Regions from separate parts of the Homo sapiens genome. Here region 2 is linked to region 1. The links are chromatin contacts, found by Hi-C or POLR2A ChIA-PET in ENCODE. All regions are on one chromosome and are shown on one strand. Each heading gives the region's core, a stretch centred on a gene start or an enhancer-like site at or near the end of the contact. The rest is flanking DNA. Distances are from core to core; before and after follow the strand shown.

What was found. Hi-C counts contacts between places; a loop is a spot of excess contacts on that map. ChIA-PET counts read pairs that join two places held with the same protein, here RNA polymerase II (POLR2A). Pooled maps may share reads with other maps.
Region 2: a map of PC-9 shows a loop between it and region 1 (7-fold over the local background). The contact joins the enhancer-like site here to the promoter of PCAT7 in region 1. A Hi-C loop is called at or near these places in 6 of 168 maps with a recorded cell type or tissue (Caco-2, HepG2, OCI-LY7 and 3 more) and 6 of 50 pooled maps. POLR2A ChIA-PET finds 5 or more read pairs at or near these places in 8 of 52 experiments (A549, BJ, Caco-2 and 4 more).

What each region holds. Positions count from the first base shown.
Region 1 is chr9:94,550,895-94,557,315 of GRCh38, forward strand. PCAT7 (prostate cancer associated transcript 7) reads left to right here and starts at 4,189. Exons shown (of 3, transcript NR_121567.3): 1 at 4,189-4,451. It overlaps LOC124902218 (a long non-coding RNA gene), which reads right to left and starts at 3,995. Exons shown (of 2, transcript XR_007061674.1): 1 at 3,665-3,995; 2 at 1-2,460. RefSeq lists enhancers at 2,401-3,063, 3,728-4,390.
Region 2 is chr9:94,667,263-94,672,970 of GRCh38, forward strand. No RefSeq gene overlaps it. Among named protein-coding and RNA genes, the nearest start is that of FBP1, 31 kb to the left of the region's middle. RefSeq lists an enhancer at 1,838-1,977 and a silencer at 1,965-2,259. Within about 2 kb of position 2,134, at least 13 of the 41 ENCODE cell types and tissues checked have a DNase peak (open chromatin) inside an H3K27ac peak, as active enhancers do; they include PC-9, where a contact is called at or near this core.

The DNA.
Region 1 (6,421 bases), core at 2,939-5,438:
TCCTCTCTCACATAACATTTCTTTCCTTCATAATATTTCTTACCATAAATACATCTTCATATCCACAACTTTCTTTAGATCTCTTCCCTCTACTAATTTCTGATGCCCACTCAAACCAAAAAGGTCAGATAATGCAAGGCAAAACAGGAGAGCCTTAGATTTTGAGAGGGACCTGTCTGCTTAAAGTTCTTGGGGTTCCATGAGGAAAACAGAGGTTTCTCCTAAAATGGGTTTGTGGCACCTTCTGTTTTTCCTTCAGCAGTCTCAGGCTATCAGAAATTACCTTAGATTCTCTCATGTGGGCATCAAGAGTGGCAACAAGAAAGATTAGGGAAATAATCCAGACAACTGAGCAAAAAAAGAACTTACTACTGTCCCTACTGTAAAGGTGGATAAACTGAGGCACCATGCGGTTTAAAAATTCATGTTCACATAGAGTCAGGCTCCACAGCTCACTCTCTTAACCATCCTGTAATTTTGCCGACTCTATGCCCAGTCACGGATGCACCTGTATGGTAGCTCATGGCCCCCTTAGAGCTTAGAATCTGGGTTTCATTCCTGCTCTACAGCTATATAATTTAACAATTTTCCTCTGAATTTGTTGGATTCTAATCCTACATATCTCAAATTTTATTATTACTGAATCTTAAAGGAGGCTGTGATGTCCTTAGTCTTTAGAAATATTAAACCTATAAATAAAGGGCTATATGAGGTTAAACGTATTCAAATTTCTATATGGTTTAAAACATTGAGGAAATGTATTGACAAACAAACTTAAGAAACTGCAACCAATCTACTCTGGACAAAAATTTAGATACTATCTCTTCAAAATAAGCTATCTAGTGGTATTTACACACATTCTTCCATATATCAACAGTATTTCACATGCTCATAACCTTAAAAATAACTGAAAGTGTCAGAATTATAGGCCTTACACATTTCTGTGGGCTTGAAAAATGATACAATATAGATTGTCTTTAAGGCAGCTAAGAAAATGCATAAACTTCTAGAGTAATCAGTTTAAAAAAAAAAAGAGTTCATACCAAAGGTAGTAATACTACGATTAAAAGAGAGCTCAACACTGCAGGTTCTTAAAGGCAAAAGTTAATAAAGCCTTGTTTTTGGTAGTGAATCTCTGCCTTGCAAAATTATACACATGATTCTCCCCCCTTCATTTGCCTCTTGCAAAAATGTGGTGATGAACCAGGTTTGCTCATGCAGATGATGATACTCTTCAAAATGGTTGCAGAGAAATAAAATGAAGGGAATATGGTTCACTTAATAATCTCATAAATTAGAACTTATTACCCCAGTGACTCTTACATAGCTCCAGACAAATATTTGAGAGAGATGAAATGGCCTTTTGCTACCAATATCTTATGTGATGCTTCACTTTTTGGTTCCTTGGATAACTACTTACAACTCATTAGCCCATTTATGCCAGAGGTTGCAATTTTTTGAATTTTTGCATGAGTGAAAAATCAGACCTTGTCAATGACCTTGAGCAGTATAAGTAACTCCCACATGCTTAGCGTTCCAATAATGGAACACTAGGCCTAAGTGGGTTAACACAATAATGAAATCATAGCTATTCAACTAATTATACGACTTATTTGTTTCCTCATCTCTAAAACATAGTAAGGGACCAGTTATTTTAAAAATACATCACAGTGACAAGTTTATTTTTCACTCAGTTTGGGCTTGTTGTTTAAGGTCATTGCTTGGCATAAAGAAAACAAAAAGAGGAGAAACAAGAATAGAAACATCAAATAGAAGCAGCAGCAGCAAAAGAAAATGAAGAGGAACAAGAAGAAGAAAATACAGACTGGAAGAAAGGAAAAAGAACAGGTGCGTGAATTAGAAGGCCTATTATACCTTTTATCCTTTCCTCGATTCATGAAATTTGAGTTAAGTCCAAGAGTATCACAACAAAAAACAAGCGAAAAGATACACAAAAAGTCACCCCCTGAATTTTGTTAAGAATTAGACAATGCTGCCACTCATGCCTGGCTCAGGCGCCAGCAGGAGGAGGGCACCCTCCAGAGATTGCAGGACAAGGAGGAAGACTCCTCCTTACCCTACATGCACCTCCACCACTGCCACTGAGGCCCGCATTATAGCACCTTAAGGTTCGTCCCCACCCCAGGACAGGATGGGCAAGTGAGCGCTCCTACTCCCCTTCCCAGCCCCCAGACTTGCCGCTGCTACCAACGCTAGCGCCGATGCCAGTACAACCGCTGTTGCCCTCAATGCACCAGCCCACCCTACAAGGCTCCTATCACTTGGCCCCCACGGGTGCCCTCCTACCACTCTGGTCAAGCTGCAGTCTCTGTTGCTGCCACCAACCTCATGAGGCAAGCTGCAGAGCCACGCCATCTACAGGCTCCAGCATACCACAGGTGACTCCTCCTCCTCCTCCAGCCTGGCTGGGAGCAGTTGCGCAGGCAAAGCCAGAGAAACCTAGAACAGGATGCAGGGAGTGGAAGTGTTAGAGCTTCACCTTGTCACGCTGGCCACTGGGCGGCAGGGACCATTTCATTAAAGGCACTCACACCCACCTTCCAAAGTCCAGCCTCTCTTTCTGGCAAAAGCTGGCCAGGAACTGGGGCCTGGGCTGGGTGTGAGTGCCTTCACTGAAACCGGCTCCTGGCCAAGTCCAGCTGGCCAGGAATTGCTGGGCCCATCGGCACTGCGCTCTTCGGGGAGCCCGCGTAGGAGAAACTCAGACCCAGCCAGCCCTCTCCACCCAAGTGCTGGTTCCCATTCCTCACGCCTCCACCCACAGTGCCCTGTCCCCCTCCCTCCCCCGTGGTGCCCTCTATTCCCTGCCCGGTAGTCCCAGATGGTCTCCACAACACAGAGCGTGCGTGAGGGCGCGGGCCAGGGAACCACAGTGGGTGTGAGAGCCCTGCGGTGCTCAAGATTGCATGAGCACGAAGAGATCACCCTCTAGAGTCTGGAGTCCGGGAAGAGAAGAACTCCATCCTTCCATGGAGGCCACCAGAAAGAGGAAGGAGGCCACAGCTGTCGCTGCCGCTGCTGCCTCTGCAGCCCACCAACCCCACTGGCAGTATAGCCCCCGATAGCACCCCTAACCTGCCCCCTGTAACCCTGGGATAGCACACCCAACAGCTGCAGGCAATGTAACCAATACCCCCCCAAACCATCCCAACTCCTCGGCCGCAGGCAGTGTTAGCACCCGATAGTGCCCACCTGACGCAGCCACGGGTATTGCTGCACTAGACAGCGCCCCAAACCCGCCCCACCCTCACCCCGCCATGGGCAGTGCAGCTCCTGATAGCGCACCCCCAGTCACAGGCAGTGCAGCACCGGACCACGCCCTTAAACCACCCCCCACTGCCAGCATTGTAGCCCCAGATAACTCCACCCAACCCGCCCCTGCCACGGACAGTGCAGCAGAAGACAACGCCCCTAAGCCATCCACCGCCACTGGCAGTACACGTTAGTGTACACAACCTGCCTCTCCCGACCACCCCTGCCACCTCGGGCAGTGTAGCCCCCCATTCCACCACCAGCAATGCAACCCCAGAGAGTGCCCCCAAACAGTCCAATGCCACAGGCAGTGTAGCCTTTGGCAGTGAGCCCCTATAGTACACCCAACCCTTACCCCCAGAAGAGGGCAGTGCAGCCCTGGATAACTCACCTACCCTACCACATTTCTACCACTGTGGCCGAGCTGCGGTCTCTGATTTCACCACCAACCGCAGCGAGGCGAGCCGCGGAGGCGCAAGCTCCGGCTCCAGCCTCCAGCACGCGGCGGTGCCTCTTCTTTCTGTCTTCCAGCCCGGCAGGAGAAGCTCTCGCTGCTAGCCTCCCTCCTACCGCTCCGTCACCACCACCACCAACAGGGAGGGAGTGCCCCAGGCTCCAGGCTCCAAGCTCCAGGCTCCAGGGGGCGAAAAGTGACGGAGCCTTCCAGTTCTTTAAGCCGGGTACGTAGTAGCTCCCCACACCCACACATAAGTGCCAGAAATGACGCGCCGCTGCCTCAGCATGCTTTATATACTGAGGTTAGGAGACCCTGGACTACATGTTCTGATTGGATGAGAGAAAAACCTCTAGGCCTACTCTGATTGGACTTTATTTTCATGCTGTGATTGGTTGTCTTAAGACTTGCTCTCATCCAATCAGAACATGCAGTCTAGGAACCGGCATGCGCATAACCTCAGGATATAAATAATGCTGAAGCAGAGTTACGTTTTTTTTGTTGTTGTTTTTTTTGTTTTTGTTTTTTTAGGTTTCCGTGTGTTTCTATTGAGCTGCTCAGTGCCCGGCTTAGAAGACCAGGAAAAGGAGTCACAGGTCGTATGCTGGAGGCTTGAGCCGCGGCACCGTGGCGCGGCTCGCCTCGCTGCGGTTGGTGGTGGCGGTGGACATTGCAGCGCGGCTGGAGGGGTAGGAAGAAGAAGATAGTTTTGGGATAGATAGAGGTGGGTAAAGAGTGTGGTTAGTGCCAAAGGGAAAAAAGGATAGCGAGGAGGAGAAGGCGTTGCAAAAAGACGATGGGGAAAAGATGGTGGGGAAAAAAGTTTTTGGGTAGATGGAGGTGGAAAAACAGGGTGCAGAGAGGGAGGGAAGGAAGGTTTTGCAGAAAGACGGTGGGTAGAAAGTTTATGGGTGGATGAAGGGGGAAAAGAAGGTGGCAATTGGGAAGAGGAAAGAGTGGTGAGGGGGGGAAAATGGGCGAGCAGTAGGGAGAGAAGGTTTTGTGAAAAGATGGTGGGGAGAGAAGTTTTTGGGTAGAGGAGCAAAAGAAGATAGCAAGTGGGAGAAGGAAAAAGAGGGTAACCAGCGGGAGGAAGACAAGGTTTTGCGAAAAAACAGTGGCAGAAAAGAAAGATGGTGGAGAAAAGATGGTAGGTAAAAAGTGTTTGGGTAGATGGAGGAGGGAAAGAGGGTGACAAGGAGGAGGAGAAAAGAGGGTGGCGAGAGGGAGCAGGGAAAGAAGTTTGGGGAAAAGACGGGAAAATAGTTTGGGGTAGATGGAAGGCAAAAAGGAGGGTGGCAAGCAGTATAGGGGAGAGAAGAGAACGAGTGGGAAGCAGGGGCAGACTTTGTGAAAAGATGGGGAAATTTTGGGGGGTAGATGGGGAAAAGAGGGAGGTGAGCAGGAGTGGGGAAAAGGCTTTGAGAAAAGATGGTGGGGAAATGTTTTTGGGTAGATGGAGAAGGGAAGGAGAGTGGCAAGGAGGAGCCGGGGGAAAGACGATGAGGAAAACAGTTTTTGGGTAGATAAAGGGGGAAAAGAGGGTGGTGAGCAGCAGTAGGGAAAAGGCTTTGGGAAAAGACGGGGGAAAATGTTTTTGCTTATATGAAGGAGCAAAAGGGCGTGATGACAGCGGGAGGGGGAAAAAGAGGGTGGCCAGGGAGAAGGGGGAAAATACGGTGGGAAAAAAAATACGGTGGGAGAAAGTGTTTGGGTAGATGGATGGGGAAAAGCGTGGTGAGCGGGAGAGTAGAGAAGGCTTTGCGAAATGACGGTAGGGAGAAAACGGTGAAAAAGTTTGGGGTAGATGGAGGAAGAGAAAGGGTGGTGAGAGGGAGAGGGCCAAATGCGGTCAGGAAAAGAAGGTGGGGAAATGGTGGGGGACAAAGGTTTTGGGTAGATTTTTAAAAATAAGATTATTTGTATTTTCACTTTTGAGTAGTTTGAATTCTTTAGATGTTTTGTGTATTAACCTCTTGCCTGATGCATAGTTTGCAAATACTTTCTTCCATTCTCTGGGTTCTGTCTTCATTATACTGATTGCTTCCTCTGCTTTGGAAAAGGCTTTAAGTTTAACGTAATTACATCTTTGCTTTTGTTGCTTGTGCTGTTGATGTCTATTTGAAAATTCCTTGTCCTAACCAATTTCATGAAGCATTTTATCCTATGTTTTCTTCTCTGGTAGTTTCATAGTTTCAGGTCCTGCATTTAAATCTTTATTTTGAGTAGATTTTTGTATATGGTAAGGTAATGGCCTAGATGTATTCTTGTACATGTGGGTGTTGGGTTTTCCTGGTACAGTTTATTGAAGAGATTGTCCTTCCCGAATGTGTGTTCTTGGGGCCTTTGTTAAAAATGAGTTGACCGTAAACGCGTGAATTTATTTCTGATTTCTCTATTCTGTTTCACTTGTCTATGTCTGTCTGTCTCATTCGTTCATCTCTCTGTCTCTCCCCTGCCCCTTTTATTGATAGTACCATACTGTTTTGATAGTACCATGCTTACCATAGATTTGTAGTATATTTTGAAATCAGGTAGTGTGATGCCTCCAGCTTTTCTTTTTATTCCAGATTCTTTTGTCTATCTGAGGTATTTTGAACTTCCATGTTAATTTTAAGATTCTTTTTCTATTTAAATGAAGAATGTCTTGTAGTTGAACACAGATTGCATTGATTCTGTAGATCGCATTGGGTG
Region 2 (5,708 bases), core at 884-3,383, 110 kb after region 1:
CCGCCTCCCGGGTCCACGCCATTCTCCTGCCTCAGCCTCCCGAGTAGCTGGGACTACAGGCAACCGCCACCACGCCTGGCTAATTTTTGGTATTTTTAGTAGAGACGGCGTTTCACCGTGTCAGCCAGGATGGTCTCGATCTCCTGACCTCGTGATCCGCCCGCCTCGGCCTTCCAAAGTGCTGGGATTACAGGCATGAGCCACCGCGCCCGGCGATGTTTAGAGTTTTTTTAAAATCAGGTTACAAAATGGTGTAAGCCAAATTAAAATGTACAGAGAAACCAAAAGAGGACGGCAACATGCCTCAGTGAAATAGTGACTGCATCTGAGTAGCTGTTTTTTCTGTTTCTTCAGACTTTGCTGCACTTCCCCAATCCTCCATAATAGCAACAGCAGAAGCACAGCCTGTGGGGCTAGCCTTGCTTTAAGCATTAGCTGCTGTTATTCCCAGCGTTGTTACTCGTATCATCAAAAGTTGATAAACTGAAAGCTGAGAAAAAGACCAAAGGTTAGAGGGAAACATTTAGAAATGTGTTAGAGACTTGTTTTTAAAGAAACTTTTAATTTTGAACGAATTTTAGGTCTACACTGCAAAGATAATTTAGAGAGACCCTTCCCCCCGTCCCGGTTTCCCCAGTTGTGAACATCTTACATCACCGTAGTACATGTGTCAAAACTAGGAGATTACGACTGGTACATGACTTAACTAAACCCCAGACTTCGTTTGAAATTTACTTGTTTGGCTGGGCGTAGTGGCTCACACCTATAATCCCAGCACTTTGGGAGGCTGAGGCAGGTGGATCACTTGAGGTCGGGAGTTTGAGACCAGCCTGACCAACATGGAGAAACCCTGTCTCTACTAAAAATACAAAATTATCCCGGCGTGGTGGTGGGTGCCTGTAATCCCAGGTACTCAGGAGGCTGAGGCTTGAGAATCACTTGAACACAGGGGGCAGAGTTTGCAGTGAGCCGAGATGGCACCACTTCACTCCAGCCTAGGGGAAAGAGCTAAACTCTGTCTCAAAAAAAAAGAAAAAAGAAAAAAAAGAAAAGTAATTCACCTGTTTTTCCACTTAGGGACTCTTTCTGTTTTAGGAGGATGAGATTTTTGAATGTTAACTAATGTCCCCCTTTTTTTATATTTTAATTGTGAAACATACGTAGAAGTTCATAAAACAAAATGCACTATTTAAAGGAAAATGAAAAGTTCAAGGAATGGAATGATGCCAGTCTCCTGGTATCCTTTTTCTGACTCGCCACCCAGAGGTAATCATTACCCTGACTTTTATGGCAATAATATCCTTGCTTTTCTTGGTAGTGTTACTGTCCAGCTATAATCTCCTCAGTAAAGTAGTTGTGCCTGTTTTTGAACTTTATGTACATGAACGCATGCTGTATATTCTTTTGTTCAAGGTTATCTGGTTGTTGTGTGGTGTGTGTGTCTATGGCTCATTCATTTTCATTGCTGTGTGGTACTCGACTGAGATGCTCTTTGATATTTTCTCCTGCTCCCTGCCCTTCCCTAATCAAATAGACCTTCTGCCTCCATGTCCCAGGGATGGCAATATAACCACAGAAAATCAAATTAAAATTATTTATTATTATTTCAAAAGCCCACATCCTCACGGATTTAAACGAGATTTATAGCAGGATTTCTCAACCTCCACCCTATTGACGTTAGACCTAATAATTCATTTGTTGTGGGGATGTCCTGTTCAGTGCAGGATGTTTAGCAGCTTCCCTGGGCTCTACCACTAGGTGCCAGTAGCATCCACGGCCCTCCAGTTGTGAGAACCAAAATGTCTCCAGATATTATTGCCAAACATCCCCAGGGAGGCAAAGTCACCCCAGATGAGAGCCACTGTGAGAAGAAGGAAAGGAAAAAATCAGTTGGGGAAAATGCAGACTGCAGAAGCAACCTGCCTGAAAAGTTACAGCAACAGGCAAAAATGAAACAACCTTGGGGAAAAAAAAAAACAAAAAACCTCAGGCTGCACCTGCGCACAGATAAGCAACTTAGTGAGCTCCCAGGAAAAAAGTTTCTTCCCTTTTTTCAGGCATATATACGGTGGAAACTTGCACAGATGGGGAGGGGGCTTACCTAAAACAAACCCACAGTTAATACAAACTAGAAAAGCAGAATTCGTGATGGCCTAGAGACATACCCACGGCTGCGTAACAGAAGGGGAATTGCACAGACAGCTTTACTGATAAGAGAAGTGACTCAAACTGCTAGAGATAAGAGTTTCTGATAAAAGCTTTTGAACTCAGCTGTAACCCCGCAATCCACTCGGAATCCTCTCTCCTCTGCAGAGAGCGTTTTTTCTGTCACTTTTTTTTTCTTTTTCCTTTTTTTTTTTTTTTTTTTTTTGAGATGGAGTCTCTCTCTGTCGCCCAGGCTAGGGTGCAGTGCCGCAGTCTCGGCTCACTGCAAGCTCCGCCCCCCGGGCTCACGCCATTCTCCCGCGTCAGCCTCCCGAGTAGCTGGGACTACAGGCGCCCGCCACCTCGCCCGGCTAATTTTTTTGTTTTTGTTTTTGTATTTTCAGTAGAGACGGGGTTTCACTGTGTTAGCCAGGATGGTCTCGATCTCCTAACTTTGTGATCTGCCCTCCTCGGCCTCCCAAAGTGCTTTTTTTTTTTTTTTTTTTTTGGAGACAAGAGTCTCGCTCTGTTGCCCAGGCTGGAGTGCAGTGGTGCAATCTCGTCTCTACTCCAATAGAAATGTAATTGGTTTTTGTATATTGATCCTGTATCCTGCAAACTTGTACTTGTTACTAGCTCTAATAGGTTTTTTTGGTTTGTCTTTGTGTGTTCTTTGGATTTTCTATATACAAAACCATGTCATCTGCAGATGCAAAGAATTTTGCTTCTTCCTTACCAATCTGGGTTCCCTTTATTTCTTTTTCTTGACTAATTGTTCTGGTTTTATTTTTTTTTTAACAATTTTCTCTTAAGCTTCTCTTCTGCCAAGCCATGGAATCATGTTAGTAGTCAGTTTGGGATCTTCCCTGCTTTCCTGGAGTTGTGTCTAATTTTTTTTTTTTTTTTTTTTTTTTGAGGCAGAGTCTAGCTCTGTCGCCCAGGCTGGAGTGCAGTGGTGCGATCTCGGCGCACTGCAACCGCCGACTCCCGGGTTCAAGCGATTCCCCTGCCTCAGCCTCTGGAGTAGCTGGGATTACAGGCGCCTGCCACCATGCCCAGCTAATTTTTTGTATTTTTTAGTAGAGATGGGGGGCTGGGCGCGGTGGTTCACGCCTGTAATCCCAGCACTTTGGGAGGCTGAGGCGGGCGGATCAGCTGAAGTCAGGAGTTCGAGATCAGCCTGGGCAACACGGTGAAACCCCATCTCTACTAAAAATACAAAATCAGCCGGGCATGGTGACACATGCCTGTAATCCCAGCTACTCAGGAGGCTGAGGCAGGAAATCGCTTGAACCTGGGAGGCGGAGGATGTGGTGAGCCGAGATCGCGCCATTGCACTGCAGCCTGGGCAACAAGAGTAAATCTCCGTCTCACCAAAAAAAAACAAAGAAAACAAAAAAGGAAAGAAATTAAGAAAACAATCCAATTCAATTAACAATAACATCCAAAAGAATGAGATATTGAATAAATTTAACAAAAGAAATGTGAGTCTTGGCCGGGCATGGTGGCTCACACCTGTACTCCCAGCACTTTAGGTGGCCGAGGCAGGCGGATAACGAGGTCAGGAGATCAAGACCCTCCTGGTTAACACAGTGAAACCCCATCTCTACTGAAAATACAAAAAATTAGCCAATGGCCGGGCATGGTGGCTAACGCCTGTAATCCCAGCACTTTGGGAGGACGAGGCGGGCAGATCACAAGGTCAGGAGGTCGAGACCACGGTGAAACCCCGTCTCTACCAAAAATACAAAAAAAATTAGCCAGGCGCGGTGGCGGACGCCTGTAGTCCCAGCTACTTGGGAGGCTGAGGCAGGAGAATGGCGTGAACCTGGGAGGCAGAGCTTGCAGTGAGCCGAGATCGCGCCACTGCACTCCAGCCTGGGCGACAGAGCGAGACTCCATTTCAAAAGGAAAAATATTAGCCAAGCGTGGTGGCGGGCACCTGTAGTCCCAGCTACTCAGGAGGCTGAGGCTGGAGAATGGCGTGAACCCGGAAGGTGGAGTTTGCAGTGAGCCGAGATCGCACTACTGCACTCCAGCCTGGGCGACAGAGTGAGACTCCGTCTCAAAAAAGAAGAAAAAATCAAAAGTGTGAGTCTTGTTTACTGAAAACTATATAATATTTTTGGAAGAAACTAAAGAAGAATTAAATAGAAAGACATGCCATGTTCATAGATTGGAGGATAACATCATTAAGATGATAATCCTCCTCAAATTAGTCAACATAATCCCTAACAAAAGCCTACCTGCTTTCTATGCAGAAGTTGAAAAGTTGATCTTAAAATTCATATGGAAATGCAAGAGACCCAGAATACACAAAACAGGCCTGAAAAAGAACAAAGTAGAAAGACTCACATTTCCACTCCAAAGCTATAGTAATCAAGATGATGTGGTGCTATTGTAAGGATAGACATAGTGATAAATGGAATAAAATTGAGAGTCCAGAAATAAACCATTACTTTCAGGATTAATTGATTTTCAACAATGGTGATAAGACAATTCAATGAGGAAAGAAGAGTCTTTTAAAGTAAGGATGCTGGGGAAACCACACACATCCATATGCAAAATAAAAAAGTTGAACCCCCCACCTCACACCACATACAAAAAAAAATTCAAAATGTATCAAAGACCTAAATTACATTTAGAGCTAAAACTATAAAACTCTTAGAGAAAAATACAGATGTGAATCTTTGTGACTTTAACTTAGGCAATAGTGTCTTAGCTGTGGCACCAAAAGCACTAGCAATTAAAAATAAACAAATTGAACTTCATCAAAATTTTAAAATTTTGGCCAGGTATGGTGGCTCACGCCTGTAATCCTAGCACTTTGGGAAGCCAAGGCGGGTGGATCACCTGAGGTCAGGAGTTCAAGACCAGCCTGGTCAACATGGTGAAACCCTGTCTCTACTAAAAATACAAAAATTAGCCAGGTGTGGTGGCACACGCCTGTAATCCCAGCTACTTGGGAGGCTGAGGCAGGAAAATTGCTTGAACTTGGGAGGCAGAGGTTGCAGTGAGCCAAGATCGTGCCACTGCACTCCAGCCTGGGCAACAGAGCAAGACTCTGTCTCAAAAAAAAAAAAATTAAACATTTCGTGTGGCAAAGAACACTAATAAAAAGTGAAAAAAATACACAGAATGGGAGAAAATATTTGTAAATCATATATCTGATAAATAACTTGTTTCTAGAATATATGAAGAACTCCACTAAACAATAAAAGGGCAATAAAAATGAGCAAAGAATTTGAGTAGATATTTCTGCAAGGAGAATATACAATGGCCAGTAAGCACAAGGAAAGATATTCAACATCATGAGCCATTAGGGGAATGAAAATCAGAACTACAATGAGATACTACTTCCTACCTAGTAGGATAACCATAATTTTAAAAGACAGACAATAATAAGTGTTAGCAAGGATGTGGAGAAAATTGGAAACCTCATACACTGCTGGTGGATATATAAAATGGTACAGCTGCTTTGGAAAACAGTCTGGCAGTTCCTCAAAAAGTTAAACAGAGTGACCATATGGCCTAGTAATTCCACTCCTAGGTATATACCCCAG